3 separate regions of the Homo sapiens genome follow, and all the other regions are linked to region 3. Evidence: chromatin contacts called from ENCODE Hi-C or POLR2A ChIA-PET data. All regions are on one chromosome and are shown on one strand. Each heading gives the region's core, a stretch centred on a gene start or an enhancer-like site at or near the end of the contact. The rest is flanking DNA. Distances are from core to core; before and after follow the strand shown. Region 1 holds the start of MPV17L2 (MPV17 mitochondrial inner membrane protein like 2). Region 2 holds the start of PDE4C (phosphodiesterase 4C). Region 3 has its middle 37 kb from the start of ARRDC2.

The links. A loop is a pair of places that touch in the nucleus more often than their neighbours do. ChIA-PET counts read pairs that join two places held with the same protein, here RNA polymerase II (POLR2A). Pooled maps may share reads with other maps.
Region 1: a loop to region 3 is called in a pooled map, with 5 times the contacts of the local background. The contact joins the promoter of MPV17L2 here to the enhancer-like site in region 3. A Hi-C loop is called at or near these places in 7 of 50 pooled maps. POLR2A ChIA-PET finds 5 or more read pairs at or near these places in 8 of 52 experiments (B cell, CD4-positive, alpha-beta memory T cell, GM10248 and 5 more).
Region 2: a loop to region 3 is called in a pooled map, with 3 times the contacts of the local background. The contact joins the promoter of PDE4C here to the enhancer-like site in region 3. A Hi-C loop is called at or near these places in 2 of 50 pooled maps. POLR2A ChIA-PET finds 5 or more read pairs at or near these places in 4 of 52 experiments (GM12878, H1, activated B cell and 1 more).

The regions. Positions count from the first base shown.
Region 1 is chr19:18,191,381-18,195,821 of GRCh38, forward strand. It overlaps MPV17L2 (MPV17 mitochondrial inner membrane protein like 2), which reads left to right and starts at 1,838. Exons shown (of 5, transcript NM_032683.3): 1 at 1,838-2,088; 2 at 2,484-2,654; 3 at 3,397-3,473; 4 at 3,578-3,706. The coding sequence starts at 1,902. RefSeq lists a silencer at 1,363-1,542 and an enhancer at 1,933-1,982.
Region 2 is chr19:18,223,622-18,227,834 of GRCh38, forward strand. It overlaps PDE4C (phosphodiesterase 4C), which reads right to left and starts at 2,817. Exons shown (of 15, transcript NM_001098818.4): 1 at 2,649-2,817. The coding sequence starts at 2,794. RefSeq lists silencers at 245-314, 2,701-2,760 and an enhancer at 925-1,164.
Region 3 is chr19:18,042,852-18,047,031 of GRCh38, forward strand. No RefSeq gene overlaps it. Among named protein-coding and RNA genes, the nearest start is that of ARRDC2, 37 kb to the left of the region's middle. Within about 2 kb of position 2,305, at least 35 of the 41 ENCODE cell types and tissues checked have a DNase peak (open chromatin) inside an H3K27ac peak, as active enhancers do; they include B cell and PC-3, where a contact is called at or near this core.

The DNA of each region.
Region 1 (4,441 bases), core at 588-3,087, 150 kb after region 3:
CAAGATCGCGCCACTGCACTCTAGCCTGGGCCACAGAGCGAGACTCTCTCAAAAAAAAAAAAGAAACTCCGTAAAATATTTAAAGAGGTTAATTCTGAGCCAAACGTGAGTGACCACGGCCCTAGGCACAGCCTTTTTTTTTTTTTTTTTTTTTTTTTTTTGAGACAGTCTCGCTCTGTGGCCCAGACTGGAGCTATCTCGGTTCACTGCAACCTCCACCTCTCGGGTTCAAGAGATTACCCTGCCTCAGCCTCCCGAGTGGCTGGGATTACAGGCGCCCACCACCACGCCCCTGGCTAATTTCTGTATTTTTAATAGAGATGGGGTTTTACCATGTTGGCCAGGCTGGTTTTGAATTCCTGACCTCAGGTGATCCAGCTGCCTCCGCCTCCCAAACTGTTTGGGATTACAGGCGTGAGCCACTGCGCCTGGCCAATCCCCACCTTCTTGACTGACCATTTAAAAAATGTAAGAAACACCTTTAGCTCATCATGAGCAGCACAAAACAGGCAGGGACAGGATTTGGCCCTGAGGCAGGAGAATAGGTCTGGAGGCAGGGAACATAAGGCCAAATCAAATGGAAACAATTCAGCTATGACAGGAAATATCTTCTCCATTTAAAGAGGGCATACATCCAGTAAATGACTTTGTAACTTTACTTCATCCTCTTCATTTACATAGGACGTACATTAAGTAACCAGTGAAAACCTCTAGAGGGCATTTAAACCCCAGAAAATTCTTAAACAGGTCTCTTGAGTCCGTATGCTCCACTGGCTCCCACCCTGCGGAGTGTACTTTCGTTTTCAATAAATCTCTGCTTTTGTTAAGCTTCATTCTTTCCTTGCTTTGTTTGTGCACTTTGTCCAATTCTTTGTTCAAGATGCCAAGAACCTGCACACCTTCAACAGTTAACAGCCCACAGGCAGTAGTTTGCGACTCTAGTAGAGAATGCATAGGGATTTCCATTGAAAATCATTTTTTAAGCCAGTTACGGTGGTTCACGCCTATCATCATCCCAGCACCTTGGGAGGCCAAGGCGGGTGGATCTCTTGAGGTCAGGAGTTCGAGACCAGCCTGGCTAACATGGCAAAACCCCTGTCTAGACCAAAAATACAAAATTAGTTGGGCGTGGTGGCCCGTGCCTGTAATCCCAGCTGTTTGGGAGGCTGCGACACGAGAATCGCTTGAACCCGGGAGGGAGAGGTTGCGGTGAGCCGAGATCGCGCCACCGCACTCCAGCCTGGGTGACAGAGCGAGACTCCATTTCAAAAAAAGAAAAAAAATAATTGTTCCCTACGGGAACGGTATAATTAGGATATAATTGTTTCTGGCCACAGATCACATCCCTTCTGGTTAAGTCCAGGAGAATCTGGAAATACGTAGGGCAACCAGGCCAGAAGGCGTTGTAACTGCCTAAGATTGACCAACCCTAACGCGGGAGGCGGGACGACGGTCACTGATTTGCCAGCGTGACGCCGGTCTGCGACTGGCCAGTGCCGTCCTGGGCGTGTCGGTAGGACGGGGCTGCGACGGTTTCCCATAGGCTGGCACAGAAAGGGGCGGGGAAACAAGAGTGCAACGTTACCAATCGGCATGCGGGACGTAACGCAATTCTTTTTTCCGATTGGTCCGTGAAGCTCGGGAGGTCGTTGGGGGCTCGACCTTGGGATAGAACGCCTGCCTTTTATTGGTCAATACTCTTCGGGCCGGGCAATGTGGCTCCCCGAGGCTGCCTGCGATTGGTGAACGCGTCGCGGCTCGGGGCGGACCTGCGGACTGAAGATCCTTATGCGATTGGCCGGGGAGCCGGAGGGGCGGGCAATTTGGGATCGACAGTGACTCGCGACTGGTCGGCGCGGCGAAAGCAGAGCGGCGCGCCGGTTCCTTGGTTCCTGAGGGCGATGGCGCGGGGTGGCTGGCGCCGGCTACGCCGCCTGTTATCCGCGGGGCAGCTTCTATTCCAGGGCCGCGCGCTGCTCGTCACTAACACGCTGGGCTGCGGCGCGCTCATGGCGGCCGGTGATGGCGTGCGCCAGTCCTGGGAGATCCGCGCCCGGCCCGGCCAGGTTTTCGACCCACGGCGCTCCGGTGAGGACGCCACGCTGCTTAGTCCTTCACCCCGGGCGACCTTTGATCCCGACACCCGACTGCGGGCCGTGACCCCTGACCCGTGGCCTCAGTCCCCCGCAGGACCCTTGCCCTGACCGCGCCTCTCCCCGGGTGTCTGTCTCCCCGCAGCTCTGGGTCTCCATCACCTCCCAACCCCCGGAGGTCTCTGCCCACTACCCAGGAGCCTCTGGAGCCGCGCCTCCTGGTGGGGCTTGTAGTGGAAGAATGCACGGGTGGGCTCTTCCGGTTTTCCCGGTGAGGCTGAGGCTCCGGGATGGCATTGGGCTTACCCAGGCCTTAGCCAGGGAGGGAGAGAGGGAATGGACTGAGGAACTTGCCGGCCCGACCCAGCCCCCTGACTTACACTCTTATAGCGAGCATGTTTGCGGTGGGCTGCAGCATGGGTCCCTTCCTGCACTACTGGTACTTGTCGCTGGACCGCCTATTCCCTGCGTCTGGCCTCCGAGGCTTCCCAAATGTCCTCAAGAAGGTCCTCGTGGATCAGCTGGTAGCCTCTCCATTGCTGGGCGTCTGGTACTTCTTGGGTAAGGAGCCTCCTAAGCCTAGGCTTTGCCTCTCATAGGTCGGGAGGGGTGGAGCCAGCTTTGTGTTAAGAAGGATGCAGAGGTGCATTTCCAATTTGCCCCCTGTTTGGGTCGCCCTGGACTAGGAGCCAGGTCACAGCGGGGACAGGACGGACTCGGCCGATGTGAACGCTGGCGAGTGTAGGAGGGACGAGGACTGTATCTGTTGGGGCTGCCCTGGGCGGGAGGTTGAGAGCATTTCCCAAAGAAGGGGACCACACTCAGTTGAGACATGAAGAGGGAACCAGCGGGCAGAGGGAACAGCTAATGCAAAGGCTCTGAGGCCTGAAGGAAGAGAAATTGAGGCTAGACTTAATGGGGTGCAACCGTGCCAGCCCTAGGCTCGGTAAAGACAGCGGTATTAATAGAGGAGTCTCTCATTCTCCACCTCCCAGCCCGGCTTCCTGGTCTGTGATGGAAAAGTAACACAACTCCCTCAACTTCAGGGTGTCTCCATTGGGGCACGTGTTTATATGTTTATAACCTCTCTTTCTCTCACTGGGACTGACTTGCTCTGTTTTGTCTCTACACCAGCTACCCTAATTCTCTGTCCATCCCATCTGAAAGTCCCTGTCCCTCTGCCCGGGGTGGGCGGCGTGGGCTCTCAGGGGCCCAACCCCGCCCCCTCCATCGTCAGCCCATCTTGTCGTCTCAACAGTACTTCCTGGCCTCTAACACTCTCATTTCTTGGTTTGCTTCCCAGGCCTTGGCTGCCTGGAGGGTCAGACAGTGGGTGAGAGCTGCCAGGAGCTGCGGGAGAAGTTCTGGGAATTCTACAAGGTGGGAGCACCCGCCCCTTGCACATGTCCGGCCCCGCCCCCTGATGGCCGCTCCGCCCCCGCCCAGCTCTGGCCCCGCCCCTCATCCCCCGCCTCTCCCCGCAGGCAGACTGGTGCGTGTGGCCTGCTGCGCAGTTCGTGAACTTCCTCTTCGTGCCCCCCCAATTTCGAGTCACCTACATCAACGGCCTGACGCTGGGCTGGGACACGTACCTGTCCTACTTGAAGTACCGGGTGAGTGTGGAGGGCATACCAGGCACCCAGGGGACTCCCCAGGGGGCTACACGTGTGAGCTCCAAGTGGCAGTGTAGCCAGCCACCCTGGAGGGTGGGAGTCTCCTGTGCTCCTGACAACCCACACCCAACAGTGGGCTGGCGGAGAGCTCCTCACTAGCAGTTAAGACCCAGCCGTGGCTGAGCGCCGTGGCTCATGCCTGTAATCCCAGCACTTTGGGAGGCCGAAGCGGGTGGATCGCCTGAAATTGGAGTTAGAGAGCAGACTGGGCAATATGGTGAAACCCCTTCTCTACTAAAAATACAAAAAATTACTGGTACGCACCTGTAATTCCAGTTACTTGAGAGGCTGAGGCAGGAGAATTGCTTGAACCCAGGAGGCAGAGGCTGCAGTGAGCCAAGATCATGCCACTGCACTCCAGCCTAGGTGACAGAGCGAGACTCCGTTTCAAAAAAAAAAGACCCATGCCGGGCGCGGTGGCTCACGCCTGTAATCCCAGCACTTTGGGAGGCCGAGGCAGGCGGATCACGAGGTCAGGAGATCGAGACCGTCCTGGCTAACATGGTGAAACCCTGTCTCTACTAAAAATACAAAAAAAAAATTAGCCGGGCGTGGTGGCGGGCGCCTGTAGTCTCAGCTACTCCGGAAGCTGAGACCGGAGAATGGCCTGAACCCGGGCAGCGAAGCTTGCAGTGAGCCGAGATCGCGCCACTGCACTCCAGCCTGGGCGACAGT
Region 2 (4,213 bases), core at 1,567-4,066, 180 kb after region 3:
GCATGAGCCACCGCACCCGGCCTCTCCTGTTTCTAACATGTGCGTGATGTAGCCCATCCCCGAGAGCTCTTTGAGGGGGTTACAACCGAACATCCAAAGACTGCGACTGGATGACCATATTGCAAAGGGACAAACTGAGATCTAGCTCACATGGTGGACACGTGGACTGGAAACAGCTTCTTGGGCTCTTCTACCTGGAGGAGGCCGGGGTTCTGCCTAGCTCCTGCGTGCGCCTTAGTCTAGAGAGACCCCACTCCTAGCCAACTTGCTCACACCCTTGGCTACCTGCCACGCCCCCAGCGTTCCAGGCTCCACCCTCAGCCCATAAGGCTCCGCCCCACGGCCGCCGACCACGCCCCCAGCTAGCCGGGTCCTGCCCTAGGCTCCCCCACTCCTCCACTTCATCTTCAGCCTGAACGTTCCGCCTGTTATCTTCCACCTCCGGGTCTTTGCACAGGCCGTGCTTTCTGCCCGGCCCACCCTCCTCCCTCTCCACACTACCTGTCCCGTTCTACCCTCAAACCCTGTCTTTCCCTCTGGCTCCTCCTCTTTGGGGTCAGAGGTCAGAGAAAGGGCGTAGGGCAAGAACTGGGGCGCTAGAGAAGGCGGTGACCTGGGGGTGGGTTTTCAAGAAGGGCAGGCGGAAGCGGCACCGACAGGAAGACAACCGGGACCGCCTGAGACTCGGAGCTCCCGGCCGAGGGCCAGTGTCCGGCTGGTCCCGGCCAAGACTTTTGGGTCAAAGGTCACCGTATCCCCGTCCACGAGCTGGGTCGGCACCCCGCGTAGGCTCAGATCTGGGTAGAGGTGGGGGATTTGGCAGCATTCGGTCCAAGTATGACCGGGTCTGAGTTGGGTCTGATCACGTCGAATTGGACTTGGTCACGAAGAGTTTGTTCGATGAGTTCGGGAGAATTCGGCTACGTCCGATTGAGCTCGGGAGACTTCGGATAAGTTCGAGCTTGTTCGCCTAAGTCCGGTTACGCTCGGTCTGCTTCGAACAAGTCCGGGTGACGCTCGGGCCGGGTCGGGCATGTTCGGTCACGTCCGGCTACATGAGGGCTAGTTCGGGCATCTCCGACTAAGACCGGCCGCGCTCGGCCTGTTCCGTCCGACTCCAGCGGGTTTAGCAGCACCGGGATGAACCCCACGGCCAGCCGAAGGGGCGGGGCTTCTTAACCCTTCCCTGGCCCGTCTGGGGTGCGCCGTGGGCGCTGTGGTGCAATGGGAGACGCTCTTAGGGGCGGACTGGAGGCGGCGGATAACCCAGATCTGCCCCTCGAGGGGGAGGCATGCGGATCGCGACCCCCTACCCCTCTCTCGGCTCTCCCCAAGGGTTCCAGAAAAGCGCGTCTGTGGACAAATAGGGAAACTGAGGCCAGGAGCGGCCACAGGGCGTGCAAATCCGGATCCCGGGCGCGGAGGGTTAAGGACTGGGCCCGGGTTTTCTTGGGGCGGGGGAGGCTGTTTTTCTTTCTGCTCTAAACTTAGCCGGGAGCGGCGGGGTCAGGCTGTGGTTCCATGACGCGGGCGGTGCGGGGGTAGAGCCCCCCGGCTGTGGGAACGGCGCGGCTGCCCATTGGCCAGGGGGGTAAACTGAGCCAGGGAGGCTCGGACTTGGGTTCGGGTCTGGCCTGCGCGGGGCCGGCCCTCGTTCATCCTCACTTCTGAGTACCCGCGACGCGCCCTCGACGTCCCTGCGCTGTCTCTAGCGCCTTCAAAAGGGAATGTGCTTCGCTAGTGTTTGGTGCCCCGAGGTCGCTCTCCAGGACACGGAACCCCCACTCTCCCACTCCCTGGTTGAAATGGAACCACCAGGAACCACGGTCATACCTTCTCCCTCCAACCCCAGCTATGACCTTGGAGAGGGACCTCCCCTCTCAGCCTTTGGGTGCCAGACTTACCAAGTGGGTGCCAATTCGGCGCGGACCAAGCGCAGGATGCCAGCCACAGTCGGCGCCCACAAGCCCCACTCCGAACCCCAGCCTTGCCCCCATCCCTCCCCACGAGGTCACAGTCGTTTCTGGAAAGGCAGGGATTCGAACCCAGAGGGGTGGACCGAGTGCTTAGAGGATGCAGCGCAAGCAGCTGCCGGGCGCAGGCGCGCGCTCAGCCTGGGACTCCCGAACGCCCTGCCTCGAAAACCCCCTCAATTCAGGTCTTCCTCCGTGGACACCCAGAGTTCATTGTGAGGCCCCCAGGGCATCTCTTTGCTGGCACTGGGACAGGATGCTGGTGGGAGGGGGCACCAAGGGAAGGAGTGCCCCTTCCCCCTCCTCCCACTGCCAGGACGCACAGCCTGCCTGCCCCAGGCCGGCGAGGGTCAGGAGGAGACGTGAGCCTCAGCCCGTCCCACTCTGGGCCTCACAGCTGGAAGGAGACAGACGGCTGGTCCCCTGGGCCTATATCCAGGCGGCGGGTGGAGACAGACGGAGACAGAGAGAGACAGAGTCACCAACTGCGAGACAAAAGTAGGGTAAGGTAGGGTAGAGGGAGAGAGATACAGAGAAAGCGAGGGAGAGGCAGAGCGTCCAAGCCCGGACTCCGGCCCCGGCCCCAGCTGTCCCTGGCCTTGTCCCTGTCCCTGCCCTTCCCACCTCCACACCGGGCGTCCCGGTGACCCCGCCAGGCCCTCTGTCCAGCCTCACCACAGCGGATGGGCCACCGTGAAGCGCCGCTGCAGGCGGATGCTCTGATTCACCAAAAGCTTCCTGAAGAGCCCGGGGGAGCCGCGCGGGGATCCCCGAGGGGAGCCGGGCCCGGGGACCGGGGCGGGCGCGGGGGGGCCCTGCATCGCCAGGACTGCGTGGAGGCTGGACCGAGCGCCGGCTGCGCGGGACCTTTTCTGGACAGCTGCGGGGGCGGGGCCCAGCGGGGAGGGGGCAAAGGGCGCATCGGCCCCGCCTCGAGGCCGGCGGCTCCCTGACGACCCCCGGGACAAACGGGGAAACTGAGGCACAGAGTCAGACGCAACTCTCTGCTCCTTTTTTTTTTTTTTTTTTTTGAGACGATCTCGCTGTGTTGCCCAGGCTGGAGTGCAGTGGCACAGTCCTAGCTCATTGCAGCCTCAACTTCCTGGGCTCAAGGGATCCTCCTACCTCAGCCTCCCAAGTAGCTGGGACTACAGATGCACACCACCACGCCCGGGCTAATGTATTTTCTGGAGAGATGGGGGTGTCTCTTTATGTTGCCCAGGCTGATCTCGAACTCCCAGACTCAAGTGATCCTCCTGCCTCAGCCTCGCAAAGTGCTGGGATTATAGGTGTGAGCCATTGCGCCAGGCCCAACTGTACTTCTTTAGAGGGCTGCCCCTAAGATCTCAGAGCCTGGATCTTACTCAGCCTTCCTCGGCACGTCCCTGGTTAGTGCAGCTTGCTGGGCCAATAACTGCTAAAAAGTGTAGAATGAGGGAGTCAGAAAGCAAGGTGCCCAGAGAAACAGCTGTCTTGCCTTCCATTATTGAGGGCATCACCGAGGTATAGAGTTTGCCAATGTCCGATCCCACGCAATGTTTCTAATCCTCCTCTGCCCATTTTCCAGATGGAGAAACTGAGGCCTAGTGCCATCAAACAGCGCACCAGAAACTACAAACCCTTAATCCTTTGCCAAGTGGGGAAACTGAGGCTTCCATGGACGCGGTCACGGGCATGGGTCTTTGTTGCAGAAAGCGAGACCCAAACTCAGGGCCCCCTCTCCCAGCACCCCTCCACGCAACTCCCCACGTGATCCCCCACCTGCTCTGACATTCCCCAGGCCCTGTCTCTGGATGCCTTCACCTCTCCTGCTGTCTCCTCCTAGACAAACATCCGCACATCACCTCTGCCAAGTCTTCTGTCCTGCGAAACCTCAGCCGCCCACCCCTGCCATCAGAGGGACCTCACTGTCCCAGGACTGGGGGGGGCCTCTGGTGTCTGGGAGGATTCCCAGAGTCTGTACCAGGTGCTCTACCCTCAGAATGCTGGAGTCAGGCTGGCCTTGTTCCACTTTACAGAAAAGGAAACCAAGGCTTAGCATGTGTCACACAAGGAGGAGGGACCTAGAAACAGCCATGTCACAGGCAGAGGCCCAGGGGACCTCCCAGCAACTGAGGCCTGACCGTGCCCCTTGCTGTGGAATGACCTCTGTCTCTCAGCCTGGGCCTTCCCCCCGGGGCGGCTGCCTCAGTCTTGGTGTCCCCAGACATGGTACCCATGTTTCTGGCAGTCCTGGAGAA
Region 3 (4,180 bases), core at 1,055-3,554:
GTGAGACCCTGTCTCCAAAAAAAAAAAAAAAAAAAAAAAGAAAAAGGCCAGGTGCAGTGGCTTACACCTCTAATCCCAGTACTTTAGGAGGCCGAGGCAGGCAGATCTCTTGAGTTCAGTAGTTCAAGACCAGCCTGGCCAACATGGTGAAACCCTATCTCTACTAAAAATACAAAATTTAGCTGGGCATGGTGGCGGGCACCTGTAATCCCAGCTACTCGGGAGGCTGAAGCAGGAGAATCTCTTGAATCTGGGAGGCGGAGGTTGCAGTGAGCCAAGACCACGCCACTGCACTCCAGCCGGACCACAGAGGGAGTTTTCACCTCAAAACAAAACAAAAAGACTAGTTACAAATTAGGGGAAGGTATTTGCAATATACTCAACAGATGGAGGAATACTATCAAACCTACATAAATAATTCCTATAATGCCATCCAGGCACGGTGGCTCACGTCTATAATCCCAGCGCTTTGGGAGGCTGAGGTGGGTGAATCACCTGAGGTCAGGAGTTCGGGACCAGCCTGGCCGACATGGTGAAACCCCATCTCTACTAAAAATACAAAAATTAGCCAGGCATGATGGCAGGCACCTGTAATCCCAACTACTCAGGTGGCTGAGGAAAGAGAATCACTTGAACCCGGGAAGCGGAGATTGCAGTAAGCTGAGATCATGCCACTGCACTCCAGCCTGGGTGACAGAGTGAGACTCAGTCTCAAAACAAAACAAAAAGACAAGTTACAAATTAGGGGAAGATATGTGCAATATACTCAATGGATGGAGGAATACTGTCAAACATATATAAAGAATTCCTATAATGAACACCACAAAGAACACAGAGTAGGAATTCACGAAGGAGGAAGCACAAGTGGCAAAGAGATGATCAACATTTACTGAGGATCAGGAAGATGCAAATTAAAACACCAGGTAGATGCCATTTGATTGGCAAAAGCTACAAAATCCACCAATACCAAGTGATTCCCCAAGATGTATTCATGAGAAACTCACAAATGGCTGTGGGAGGGTGCATGCTGCTGACACTTGGGAAAAACCTCTGGAGTTTCCAAGTGTCTCTGAGTCCACAACCCACATGCTCCAGAAATCCGCAAAGAGAAATACCTTCCTGCTCCTGGCCAGAGTGCCGGAGGTAAGCACTACCCTCTCAGACCTGGAGGACCTGCAGGAGGACAGGTGAGTTTTTACTTGGGGTTGGAGAGGGGGCTGTGTAAGTTTCCTGGGGCTAATGTAACAAATTTGCACAACCTGGGGGGCTCCAGACAACAGAAATTTATTCTCTCCCAGTTTTGGAGAGAAGTCTGAAATCAAGATAATTGCCTGGGTTGATTCTTTCCAGTGGTTTGAGATGTTTAAATGAGCTAATACCTGGTACACACTAAACACTTAGTACCAGTGTACTGGGAGAATAATAAAATGCAGGAATACAGCAAAGCATAAAATAAGCATTGATTGTTGATTGGATGAGTGATTAAGACTAAGTGAAGGGCCAGGTGCTGTGGCTGATGCCTATAATCCCAGCACTTTTGGAGGCCGAGGAGAGCGGTTCAGCTGAGGTCAGGGGTTCGAGACCAGCCTGGCCAACATGGCAAAACCCCATCTCTACCAAAAATACAAAAATTAGCTGGGCGTAGTGGCGCATGCCTGTAATCCCAGCTACTCAGGAGGCTGAGGCAGGAGAATTGCTTGAACCCTGGGAGGCGGAGGTTGCAGTGAGCCGAGATCACGCCACTGCACTCCGGCCTGGGTGATGGAGTGAGATTGTTTCAAAAAAAATAAAATAAAATAAAAAATAAGTGGAGGCTGGGCGCAGTGGTTCATGTCTGTAATCCTGGCACTTTGGGAGGCTGAGGCAGGCAGATCACTTGAGGTAAGGAATTTGAGACCAGCCTGGGCAACATGGTGAAACCCTGTCTCTACTAAAAATACAAAAATTAGCCAAGCGTGGTGGCGTGTGCCTGTAGTCCTAGCTACTTTGGAGGCTGAGGCTGCAGTGAGTTTGAACCTGGGAGGCAGAGGTTGCAGTGAGCTGAGATCGCGCCACTGTACTCCAGCCTGAGCGACAGAGCAAGACTCTTCTCAAAAAAAAAAAAAAAAAAGACTAAGTGGAGATGAGGGTTCAGTGCACCCCCATCTCCTGGCCCTGCTGCCCATGAGCCAGACCCTGAGCTGACAGATTGGTGCCCATTTCCTCTTATGGATTGATACGGGGCTCTTACCTCTGGGTTTGCTCAGCCCAGCAGCAGGCAGTCAGAGCCAGAAGTTGTTTGCAAACCGAAACCGGTCTGCGGCTTGGGCCACCTACTTGTGAAACCAGCTGTCGCTGTTTTTCCTCCCTGTGAGAAAGTCCCCCAGTAAAGCTGCGCGGGGGAGGAGAAGGAGGGTGGAGGAGGGCCGAGTAGCTTCCTGGGAGACCTTGGGGTGTGGAGGCGCTGCTCTGGACTTTGGTTTGCCCATCTGCAACTGGGCACCATGGGGAAAGGGGATTGCAGGCTCCTGGCTGGGGAGTTTGGATTTGGGGATGCTGGACAAGTGACTTCACCTCTCTGAGCCTCAGTTTCCTTATCTGTGAACTAGTGAGAAACACATGGCCACCAGAGCTGCTGCAAAGGGGCATGTCCCTCTCTTCATTCAGGCCTTGGCCCCAAATGTCGCCTATTCCAGGAAGCCCTCCAGGACTGCCTGATCAGGAAACACCCTCCCTCTGCTGCATCTGGTCATGTATTCTACTTTATTCATCACACTTTTCAACACCTGATTCCACATTACAGATGCATCGCTTCAGGTGCATAATGTCCTCTGGGTCCCACCTTTGTCCCCAGACCATGAGTCCTACAAGGGCAAGATTGCTCTCAGTTGTCCCCGGCTGTGTCCCCAGACCACAGCCCAGGGCCTAAAGCACAGCAGGCATCTGGGGAAACATTTCTTTTTATCAGCATAAGATTATTATCTGTGAGCACACTCATTAAGCCCCGGCTGTGTACAGGAGCCAGCGACACCACCATGAATGAGATACAAATTCTTTTTTTTTTCTTTCTTTTTTTTTTTTTAGACGGAGTCTCATTCTGTTGCCCAAGCTGGAGTGCAGTGTGGCACAATCTCAGCTCACTGCAACCTCCACCTCCCAGGCTCAGGTGATTCTCCCGCCTCAGCCTCCCAAGTAGCTGGGATTGGTAGCTGGGACTACAGGCTCCCACCACCACACAGTTAATTTTTGTATTTTTCAGCAGAGATGAGATTTCACCATGTTGGCCAGGCTGGTCTTGAACTCCTGACCTCAAGTGATTCGCTCACCTCAGCCTCCCAAAGTGCTGGGATTATAGGCATGAGTCACCGCGCCTGGCAGAGATACAAATTCCTGATGGCAGAGGAGGGAGAGAGAGTGTGGGTGACGATGACAATTGAACTGAGACCCAAAGGAGGTAGGGGAGACATATGGGCGTCTCTGGGAAGATGGTCCCCGGGAAAGCACAGCCTTTAGACAGGCCCCGAGGCAGGAGCCTGTCTGACTCACCGGAGGAGCTTGGAGGAGGCTGAGGTGGCCTAAGTCGATTAAGCAGGGTGGGGAGGGAAGAGGCGATGGTGCCGTGAGACCAAGCAGGGCCTTGAGGTCTGGGGGGAGAACTTTGGCTTTTACTCTGAGGAAGGTGGGAGCCACAGAGGCTTCTAGACAGAAGAAGGACAAGCCGGACTCAGGATACCAGGGTGGGGGTATCTGTGGGGGATAAAGGGAGAAGCGAGGAGACCACAGAGGGGTGCCACTGCTGGTCCTAAGGAGCAATGATAGTCTGGACCAGGGAGAAGGGACCTTCATGAGAAGGGATCGGATGTGGGAGCAATTTTGATGGTGGATGGGTGGAGGAAGAAGATTCAGGGGCACCAGTGTGAGCCCATCTCACAAGGGAGGAAACTGAGACTCTGGGGACAGAGGGATCTCAGTAAAGGAGAAACTGGAAGAAACCAGTGGAACGTTCAGAGGTGACCAGGGTCCAGGAGGGAGCCCCCGCACCTCCCTGAGTCACAGAGATTGCCAGCTTCCTCCTGATGCAACCTGACCTTCCATCTCTCTCTTTGTTTGTTTGTTTGTTTGTTTTGAGACAGAGTCTCACTCTGTCACCCAGGCTGGGGTGCAGTGGCACGATCCCTGCTCACTGCAACCTCTACCTCCC